Regions from separate parts of the Mus musculus genome. Here region 1 is linked to region 2. Evidence: chromatin loops called from intact Hi-C (ENCODE). Cell type or tissue: left cerebral cortex. All regions are shown on one strand. Links, peaks and the distances in the headings refer to the core of each region. The heading gives the core; the rest is flanking DNA. Region 1 overlaps Gak (cyclin G associated kinase). Region 2 overlaps Pigg (phosphatidylinositol glycan anchor biosynthesis, class G).

The links. Peaks named below come from ENCODE experiments on the same cell type or tissue, not always from the same donor. Only the 100,000 strongest peaks of a DNase experiment are listed, where the experiment ranks them.
Region 1: it touches region 2 in a loop (2.2-fold over the local background); 2 of 42 quality-filtered maps call a loop at or near these places.

The regions. Positions count from the first base shown.
Region 1 is chr5:108,585,930-108,591,310 of GRCm38, reverse strand. Gak (cyclin G associated kinase) reads left to right here. Exons shown (of 28, transcript NM_153569.2): 18 at 87-166. Among named protein-coding and RNA genes, the nearest start is that of Cplx1, 39 kb to the right of the region's middle. In left cerebral cortex, for the core only: no CTCF peak of the experiment used is centred there; a DNase peak (open chromatin) is centred at 2,125.
Region 2 is chr5:108,332,530-108,337,910 of GRCm38, reverse strand. It overlaps Pigg (phosphatidylinositol glycan anchor biosynthesis, class G), which reads right to left. Exons shown (of 13, transcript NM_001310689.2): 8 at 4,946-5,227; 9 at 1,350-1,807. Among named protein-coding and RNA genes, the nearest start is that of 9330198I05Rik, 20 kb to the left of the region's middle. In left cerebral cortex, for the core only: no CTCF peak of the experiment used is centred there; no DNase peak of the experiment used is centred there.

The DNA of each region.
Region 1 (5,381 bases), core at 234-5,233, 250 kb before region 2:
AATCTGGCAGCTCATATTCTTGGGGAAGAACTCTGATCCAGAGTTAGTATGCACTCTGAATGCGTCTCCTGCTGGTCTTCTTGTAGATGGCGTCCATGAAAATGTTCCAGATCCAGTTCCACACTGGGTTCGTGCCTCGAAACGCAACCACTGTGAAATTTGCAAAGTATGTTGGTGTTGCACTGTGCTGCTGTTGGAGAGGGACAGGTACCCAGAACCACTAGCTGAACACATGCATATGGGTCAGTCAAAAAAAAAAAAAAAGGCTAGCAAGTGAGAGACCTACCACGTGATGCTGATTGTAAAGCTGAACCTGGGCCCTGAGCCTGTGTGTGTTTCCTGTCCCTCACAGTTTACGAAGGACCCAAGTTATCTTCCACTTGGTACATGATGCCTTTGGACTGACCTTATGCATTTTTTTTTTTATTATTTTTTAGAATTTAGCCAGTTAAGTCTGGATGTGGTATAACCAACCAGTGGTGTAGCAAAGTTTACTCTATATTTGTTTCTTTGCTCAGTACAGTGTTGGGAAATAATGTTCTGGTCCTACCTTCTAGAAACTTAGTCTGCTTTTATAGACAAACATAGGAGAGGACACTACAGAAGAATGACTCCTTAGGTGACAGGACTTGTGGGATAGTAATCTGTATATTGGGTTCTAGCAATAGGCTCTAGCTTGTGGTAAACAGCTGGCATCACTGACCACTTCAAGGTTGTTGGTATCGCCTATAAGCATCATGATCTATTTTCAGATTCACCTGTGTGGGTCTTGCTGGTGGACTCTCCTCATCATCAAGCACATTCATCAGCCCTGGGTAAAAGGAAATGAGGGTTCCAGGCATGAGCAGAGAGTTACCAGGGCTATGCCCCCTGCCGTGTTGTGTTCTTGTTCTTTGCATTCCCCCAGTGGAAGCACTAGACAGAGCATGCCACAGGTCACAACTCCAGGAGACTATGTAGGTGTATATATGGTGTTTGCTAATCTCTTGCATTTGTATCTTTTTGATAGTAATACCTTACTCTTTATTTGTTTGACACAAGGTCTCTTACTCTGTAGCTTAGACTCATACCAACTATGTTACCCAGGCATGTTGATCCTCCAGCCTCAGTTTTATATGTGCTGAGATTGCAGGTGCCTCATTCTTTTTCTTGCAGACAGTAATTTCTGTAGTTTCAACCGTCACAGAAGCATGGTCAGTGTTTTGTTTGTTTTGTTTTGTTTTGTTTTGTTTTGTTTTGAAAAAGACAAAATGATTGAAGACCAAGAAAATGGAGGCAGAAGTTATATGATTCAGGTATTAGAGTTAATAAACAAAATTTTTTAATAGTTCTGATTAGTATTGCAGTAGTTTGAATGCCTCCACCAAGTTCATGCTGGAATTTAATTCCCATTGAGAGTTATTAAGAGGCCTGCTGACTTTATCTGACTATGGTGTCTGGGTCTTGCTTTTGGAAGGCTCTTAAGATTAAATGAGGCCATGAACATAGGACTGTAGTTTATATAAGAGGAAGAAGCCTGGGATAGGACACTGTATCTGGCCATATGAGGCTCAGAGCCAACTAGGACCCTACAGTGCTTCTGCCAGTCAAGAAGCCTTCACCAGATACAGCCCCAGTCTCCGACCTCTCAGCCTTCAGAACCATGAAAAGCATACGCCTTTATTTCCTCTGAATCAGCTATGATATTATTACAGCAACAGAAAATGGATCAAGACAGTATATTCAGGAAGTCAAAGAGAGGGCCAGCAAGATGGCTCTGAAAATAAAGGTGCTTGTTACGAAGCCTGATGACTTGAGTTTGATTATAGGCACCAATAGGGTGGAAGGAAAAACCAAGCCTGTGCAGGTTATTCTCTGATTTCTTAATTCAGGTTGTAACTCTTGTGTGCATGCACACACACACAAATAAATTAAATATATTAAAATATAATAAATTTTAAAAAAGAAATCAGAGGTGAAAATGGAGCATTTCAGCAGACCTAGAATGTGGAGACAAGGCAGATATGATTTCTAAACTGAAAACACAGCTGACGTGAAGAATGTGGGAATTGTCTTGGCAGCAGAACAGTCACAGTTTATTGTAAAGAATATATTCTTTAGACTGAGCACAGAGGAGGTGAAGAAAGACTGGATCTGAAAAGACAGATAAATGTCAGGTCTGAAGGCAAAGGAGAAGAGCAGATTCAGCTCCAGGAAAAATAGCCGACATCTGCCAATGAGGTGTCAGGGCTGTACATACCGCACAGTGTTTGCAAATAACAAAAAGAGAAACCCTTGCCTCAGAACATGGTTAAATTGCTGAAAGCACCTGGTAGGGAGATGCCATGATTGTCATAGTGGCAAGGCTAACATCTGTCAATGAACTGAAGAGCTAGGAGCCAGGAGTCAGGGCAGTATCATCTTAGGAGTGATGGAAATATAAAGATTCTGTATCTAGGGAAAGTGACCTTGTATGGTGTGATTAGTTTAGCAGATGTGTTCAGGGAAACAGAGGCAGTTTAGTACCAAAGGGCAGACAGAACAAACTAGAAGCAAGCCTGAAACTAGCTATAAGACATGAGGAAAATTGGGATGCTCACTGTAGTGAGTAAAAATTAGGTGTGTGTTCACTACCTAACACATCGGAAATCACTCATTAGCATTGGATTTAAGATTTGTTTGGAACTGGAAATGGTGGTGCACACCTTTAAGTCTCAGCATTTGGGTGGCAGAAGTAGTCAGATTTGTGTGAGTTCAAGGCCAACTTGGTTTACATAGCAAGTTCCAATACAGTTCGGATTGTGTAGAAAGATCCTATCTAATATAAAAGGGGGTGGGGAGGGAAAAAGAAAGAACGAGATTTGTTTGTAGTAAAATACCTAACAGCAGCACCAAAGAGTCAAGCTATGAAATGATCTCTGAGGCTCAAAAGTCAGCAATGTGATAATTGCAAGTCAAGGAAGTATGTTATGATTCCACAGGAAGCAATAATGAGCTTAATAAAGATAGAGGAGATGAAGTGTGGAACACAAAATATAATTTAATATAGGTAAGATCAGAATGAAGAAAGGAAGAAACAGAACTAAAAGAGATGGAAGGAAGACAAGCAATACAGCAACAGGTTCATCCCTAGTGTGTTGGTCTGACTCCAGATATACAAAATATTGGAGTTGTTAAGTAAACAACCCAGCTAAAAAATTAGACCTCAAATGTGTGTAGTTTACAGGAGCCAAGTTTTAGAAGTATATATGTGAAGACTTAAAAAGGTTAAAAGTGATGGAACCCACCACACAAATGTAGGCTAAAGATCTATTACTATCAGTGACAAGGTGAAATGCTTTGAGAGATGGCAGTGTAGAGGTGTAGTGTACTGAAGGGCCAGTGAGGCAGCAGCAGACCATCCATATATTTGTGGATACCCAATCACAGAATGGATAAATTACAGTTGATGTCATTTCTTTTTTCTTTTTCCTTTTCTTTTTCTTTTTCTTTTTTTTTTTTTTTTTTTTTTTTTGGCAAGCAGAACAAGTAAGCAAATCATTATATAGAACTTTTATACAATAACTTCAGTTTTTCAAACCTCAGTAACTGAAAAAAAAACCTGATTTCTCTTTTTTTTTTTTTAAATTTATTTATTTATTATATGTAAGTACACTGTAGCTGTCTTCAGACACACCAGAAGAGAGAGTCATATCTTTTTACGGATGGTTGTGAGCCACCATGTGGTTGCTGGGATTTGAACTCCGGACCTTCGGTAGAGCAGTCAGTGCTCTTAACCACTGAGCCATCTCACCAGCCCTGATTTCTCTTTTTTTGAAGTGTCCACTGTTGCTTACGTTTGGGGGATACTTCAGACCACAGAAATTTGTTTTATTTGAGTATACTGGCTATATAAGCCTGCAGTAAGGCAAGAGCATTGACAAGAGAAGCATACATACATGTGCAGCAGGATTGCTCTACAGAGCGGCTGGACTGTAGTGGTAGAAAAGAATTGGGAACACCACCATCAGATGAGCCTGAGTGAGTCAGTCTGGCCGTGGGATACACAGGAGATCTGAAGGTATCCTGTGACTGAATGAGGGTCCAAGGGGGATTTCATCATACTATGCTACAGTCATGACGCAAATCAGAAGTTTGTTTACAAGATACTACCTGTGCGAGAGTCCCCTTCACTCCCCATTGGAGCCTGGACATACCAGTATCTAGACATACCAGTATCTAGACATACCAGTATCTAGACATACCAGTATCTAGACATACCAGTATCTAGACATACCAGTATCTAGTCATCTAGCTTCCAGGGCCTCTGAAGCCCTGTGACTTGAAACCCAGCTCCCTCCCCCCTGCTCACACACCCTCATTGTGCCCTCACTGCCCTGCCGGCTAGGCTGGGCAGTCTCAAGGTCAGTTGGGCAGGGAAGTAAGAAATGACCTGTCCCCAGAACTCATCAACCTGTCTTAGAGGCTGAGCTTGCCAAGTGTACAGAACACTCTCCGTGGGCTCTCCTGTCTTGTTCTTCCATCCTCATTGATGGCAAGTTTCAGCCTCTCCTCCCTGTAGCCATCAGCTGCGTATAAGCCTAGCTGCTGTAGTTATTAAGTTATATCCCAGTGGAAAGATACATATGGAGGGAAACCCTGTCACAGAGCCATCTTGCCCTGCCCTGTGCTGTGCTCTCCAGTGTGCAGAGGGTTGCATCCTAGGCACGAAGTAGTAAAGTAGGGGTCTAAAACATTGCGGGCTCATCTGCATGCTTTTTTATAATAGTAAATGAAGCGAACCATTGCTTTGCCACCCACATAACCACTTTGCTCTCCCCAGCTTTCCTTACACAGTGGTAATTGGTAACTACAGAATCACACCGATTCAGAGGCTCCCTTAGGACCAAGAGTATGTGGCCTCCCTTGACACCCGGGAGACCCTGAAAGTGGATCACCGTTGCTATATGTGTTTCTTAGATTTTGTTGGCAGTGGTGTTGATAGGTACAAAACTTAGTATAATGTAAAAGTTATTGGGTGGCAAATGAGTATGGTTTTGACTCTGAGTGTTTAGAAGGGAGGATTTCTTGGAGCAGTGTGGAACTACCACATGGGGACAGTTCCTAAAATGGCTAAAGTTGCTGCCTGCAGGGTGGCCTAGCCCAGCCTCCTCTGCTCCCCACATTCCTCTGGTGTCTGAAGACCGCATGGCCTCCCCTCTTTCTACTCCCTGCCTATCCCTCTTCTCACAGCCCAGGTTGCCTCCCCGAGCCTTCAGCAAGCCTTGTTTCTAGCTTATAATGGTTAAATCCTGGAAGTCTTAGATTTATGATTACCTAATAGTTGGTATTTTTGTCAAGGTGTACATATTTTTATAAAAATTTATTTAAGATTTCAGTGTACCTGATTTAAACCAATCAAG
Region 2 (5,381 bases), core at 139-5,138:
GAAGAGATAATTTGATTTAAAACTATAGGCCTCACTCTGGAAGTCTCTGCTATGCTAGTACATCCTAGGCATCCCTCTGGAATGCTGAATACCACCATAGAGAAGTGATATTTAACTAAGACAGCTTTGAAGTGGGCGACTAATGGGAGTTATAAAATGGCCTTTTACAGCTGATAGGAATGGCCCAGCAATTCAAGAAGAAGACGTCTTAGGTGCAGGAGGCAGCACACGTGAGAAGGCATGCAGGGCACCAAATGCTTCACATTTTCAGAGAAATAACACATGCCCACTACTATGTTTTTCTAGGACCTGGAACTCCTTAACACATCAAGCACTTTATGCCTGGGCTGAGGAGATACGGTTTATCAGCAAGCCTTGTTCCCTCTTTGTTTCCTGAACTCCAAGGTGGGGAGCATATAGAGATGTTTTCCCAGAGCTGTTGTGCAAGTTCATGGCAGGAACTTCAAAGATGCCAGTTGTGATTGTGGGATTAGGAGAGTTTGAAAAGCTAGTTAATACTTGGTGGAATTCTCCACGAAAACCTCTTGGTTGGAGAAACCAGACTCTTTTTTTGATGCACACTTCCAGGTCTGCACACTTGTAAGGTCTGGGCAATATCATTTGTTTTTGTTTCTGCACTATACAGGTACAAATTCACAACACACTATCAACCTGAACTTTCCCAAGCACTAGCTATCAGGTGTCCTTCTCACCCTCTGCACTGAGATTTTATACAGCTCTGCAGCTGTGTGTTCCTCTCAACAGTCTTATTTTGCTGTTCGTTTACTTTAGCTGGAGTCTTTGTTGTCAGACAGTTAAAACAGCCTGGTCTTGACTTTGTCAGACTCAGTTTCTTCCATTTACTTCAAGCTCCTCTTCAAACCCTCTCCATCTACCCCCATCTACATCTCTCTCTGCCTCTGTAGCCTCAGTAGAAGGCTCAGGAGATGTTGAGGGATCTGCTATACACTTCTCCCTCTAAGGATGCGTGAAAAGAAAGGAGAATCCGAAGGCAAAGGTGCTCCAGAGACTAGAACCTTTTGCCTACTGACCTTGTCCTCTTGTCATCGGGCAGCAGTGTGCAAAAAGCCACCATGGACTTGATCCCAGAGTTACATCTTTACAATGATCATTTTAAAACTCATCATTAACAATTAGTCTGATTCAGCATTAATAAATCAAATATATTAAGTTAGTCTCTATTTACCTTTATGGGGTATATTTTCTTTGTTTTTTAAGATCTCCAGTATTATCTTAATCTTAATATATATTTTTAAAAGGACGAAATGTAGAAAAAGACTATGTAACTATTCAGTTGCAAAGGGTTCCAGCCCATGGGTCATGCTCACCTGGTAAGCCAGTGGCTAAAGTCGGGGCGATGCGCTCCCTGCACCCCTGTCTGGTTCAAGGACCGCAGCAGCCGACAGCAGAGCAGCACCAGCCATGGACTTGCCAGCACTGTCCACCATTTGCAGCTTCCTTGTGCTTCCAGAAGGGAGACCCGTTTACCTGCCGTGCCAGACTCAGGGGTATTGTAGCTTGTGCTGTCCTGCAGAGGACAGGCAAGGAGATTCACACATTGTTGTTCCACATGGGAGTGACGCTGGGGTTCACATTCATCTCCCAGAAAGTAACTCCTACAGGTTTCCTGGCTCAGAGCCAGGCACAGAGTATTAATAAGAAAATACCACGTCTGGTGCTCTTCCTCCACGAAGCTGCTGGCTCCCAGGCTCAGAACATGGCCCACTGTGCCCAGAAGAAGAAGGAGGTTCACCTCTGACCACCCTGAGCTGGCATCAGCTGCATTCTGCCAGAAGGAAATGCAGTGTGTGAGCGATAACGTGAACATTATGTATATCACCCTACATGTAGAATATCCTTTGCCCACAGTGAAAAGGCCTCCTGATAGACACTTGCTGTCTTCCCATCCAAACTGCCTACTGTGGAGGGAACCTCTTGCATTGGAAGCATGGTCCCTCTTCCTGCAGCACAGCCTAGAGGAGGTCAAGATGTTCTTTTGCTAACCAGGAGGACATGGACATAACATGTTAGTCAGGTGTCCTCACCCATAGATCTAAGTCCCAAAGAATTACCCAGAAGATCCCACCCAACTGTCACATTCCCAGCATGACATCAATTTCCCCAGGACTGCACAGCTGCCACTACAAAGTGATGGCAACAGGACACTGTCTCTTAAATCACGTTATCATTTAGATATGAAATATTTCTTCTCCCACAAAGGGGGAAAATCCATATGTCATGAGCTTGGCCCCTACTACTGAGAGGTGACTAGACTAAGAAGGTACAACTCTCCACTCCCATTCTCTCCTCTTTCTTCTCACTGCTTATCAGCTGACGAGTAAGCAGCTTTTTACAGCTAAGCCTTTTTTCCACTGAGATGTTTCTGCCTTAACACAGGCCCATAGTAATGGAACCAACCAGACTTGGACTGACACTTTACATCTAAACTGTGAGCTAAAGTCAATCTTTCCTCCCTTAAATTATTGATATCAGATATTTTGTCACAGTAATAAAGAAATAAGCAACCCAAATTAGTAACTTAAAAACAGCTCAAGGGGGTCTACAGAACAAGTTCCAAGACAGCTAAGCTTAGGCAGTGAAGAGTTTGAAAACAGAAAGCTGCTGATAATGTCATAAAACAAAGGAGCCAAGTTCCAGCCCCAGGAAGCAGAACTCAGCAGCTTTGGTCATTTGGCTCTGGCTTTATTGTCAAGAGGAGAAGGAGACTATTGGGACAATTGATGCTGGTTAGCTGGAGCTAAGAAATTGGCGGTGATTAAGAAGAGATCAGCATCACTGAGGTGAAATCTTGTGGGAAGTGATTTCTGGGAGCACAAAGAAGCTGTGTTCCAGAGATAGCCATGGTTGTACCTCATGCTGCAGCTGTACTTGGTAATGTGTAAGAGTTACCCAGGTGGTACTGGTTTGGAAGGCATGAAGGGGTCATAAAGAGCAGCTGAGGCCTGGCACTGTGAGAGGCCATGGAAGACCATTGGTGAAGGTGCAACCTCAGTTGCAGTTAATGGCCCAGGGCTGAAGGAGTCATGCAAAGGATCTGAGGCTTGACACCATGAAGAGCGTCTATGAAAAGCTATTGGTGAAGCCTAGTTGCAGCAGAAGAATCCAGCATATTGGAGATGCCAGTACCATGGGATGATCACCAAGAACAGCAGCAGCAGTGAAGTGGATCGACCTGAGCTTAGAGTGCTACAGAGGGCAGACCTGGGGCAGTGACACCAGCCCCCCAGATCATGTGTGGATCCCAGACATTGAAACAAGAAACTTTAACATTGAAGTTGTCCTGGAGACCCCAAGATGTTTGAGAATCCAGAGCCATGGGCTATCTGCTGTGGAAAGTTGTTAATAGGGAGTGGAACCAGCCCAGCAGAAAGCAGTTTGTTGCAGTCAACAAAAATGAAAAAGGAGTGGAGACCTGAAGACCACTTTGACATCAGCCATGGAGATGTTTGGAGCTTGCCCAGCTGGCTTCCTGTCTAGCTTAGGAGATTATAGTTGAGTGATTAGATAAATCTCAGAAGAGAATTTGAACTTTGGACTTTTAACATTGTCGAGACTGCTATAGACAATGGGAACTTTGAAAGTTGTACTAAATGTACGTTTTATTATGCTATGGTTAGATATGGCCCCTATAGACTCATGTGTTTGAACAAGCCTATGGGGGCAAGGGAGTAGAATGTGATGGTTTGTATATGCTTGGCCCAGGGAGTAGCACTATTAGGAGGTATGGCCTTGTTGGAATAGGCATGGCACTGAGGGTGTGGCTTAAGACCCTCACCCTAGCAGCCTGTAAGTGAGTCTTCCACTAGCAGCCTTCAGATGACGATGTAGAACTCTCAGCTCCTCCTGCGCCATGCCTGCCTGGACGCTCCCTATGCTTGCTGATAATGGACTGACCCTCTGAACCTGTAAGCCAGCCCCAAGTAAATGTTGTTCTTTATGAAAAAACCAAAAAAAAAAACAGTTCAAGGGCTGATGAGATAGCTTGGCAGGTATAGGCATTTGCTGCCAAACTTGATGATCTGAGTCCTATTCTCAGGACACAAAAGGTAGAAGAGAACTGAGTCTCACAAGTTGTCCTCTGACCTCCACATGTGCACTATGGGGTATACAAACACACACACAAGTTTAATATGAAGACGTTCTTGTCACTTATCGTTCTGGTAACTGTTAGCTATGTATAGCAATGTACACAGAGAAGCACTACTAACCCAGAAAGTTCCTAAAGAGACTGTGCCTAGACCCAGACACACAACAGGGGATCCTCGAAGGCCCTGTGATAGGAAAGGGAGCAGAAGGACAAGGTATTCTGGGTGGAGCCAAAGCCACTGCTCAGGCTTCCTCAATCCCAGGGCCTAGATACTGTGGGCTCTAATACAACCACACAGCTCCTTCACACTGCTCCATCACACATCACTTCACACATCACCTGCCTAATAAGCAAAGGTTGCCAGAGACCAAGAAGTTCATAGAAAAATGTAAGCCTTGAAAAGAAAGCTTGGTAAGGCACAACAGATCAACAAGGGATCAAACTTCCCCGGGAGCCTCTTGAATGGCCACCTGTTCACTGTCCATCATTTGAAACCCAGAGATTCTGAGTTTACACATGCTCTCTGTCTTCTACATCCAGAAGCCCCATTATCACCTCTGGTCCAGTCCAGCTCTTTCCAGCTGAGAGTAAAAGCATATGACCTGACTACACAACAGAATATTATAGACAACGATGCACAGAAGCCTGGGGAGATATGCTTAGGTCTTTCTCCTGCAGTCTATATGATGTTTGGTCTTTCAAAGCACTGCAGCACTGCAATGCTGGTACATACAAGATTTTCAACCAATTTGTATTAGTGAAAGATTAGCTAGCAAAACAAAACAAAAGCCCACCCACAAGGACCACATCATATACCTTCTTCAGCAGAGTGCTGTCAATGACCATCCTGATAAGAGCAGACAAAATTGCACAGAACAGCGCAGACACAAGTAGCATCACAGCCCCCACTGCCAGCCACGAGAGGCTACAGAGGTAGCACGAGCTCTCAGATGAGGTGCACACCAGGACATGAATGGCCGAAAGAACCAAAAACACCAAGTAAAAGAGCAGCGAAAACACAGGCGACAACAGAGGAACATCCAGCTCAGCCTTTCTGCACAGCACATGTGGAGTGCTAAGGAGGAACAGGGCGAGAACCTGAAAAAGAAGATCAAGGGTGAACAGGGACGCCCAGGGATAGGAAAGTCCACTCGAATTAGCCCAACCCATCCTAACCTGCTGCTCACACAAGAGCAACAACAAAATGACCCAAGGGAAAATTAATTTTAGTTGCTTGCCAAAACTGCAGAGC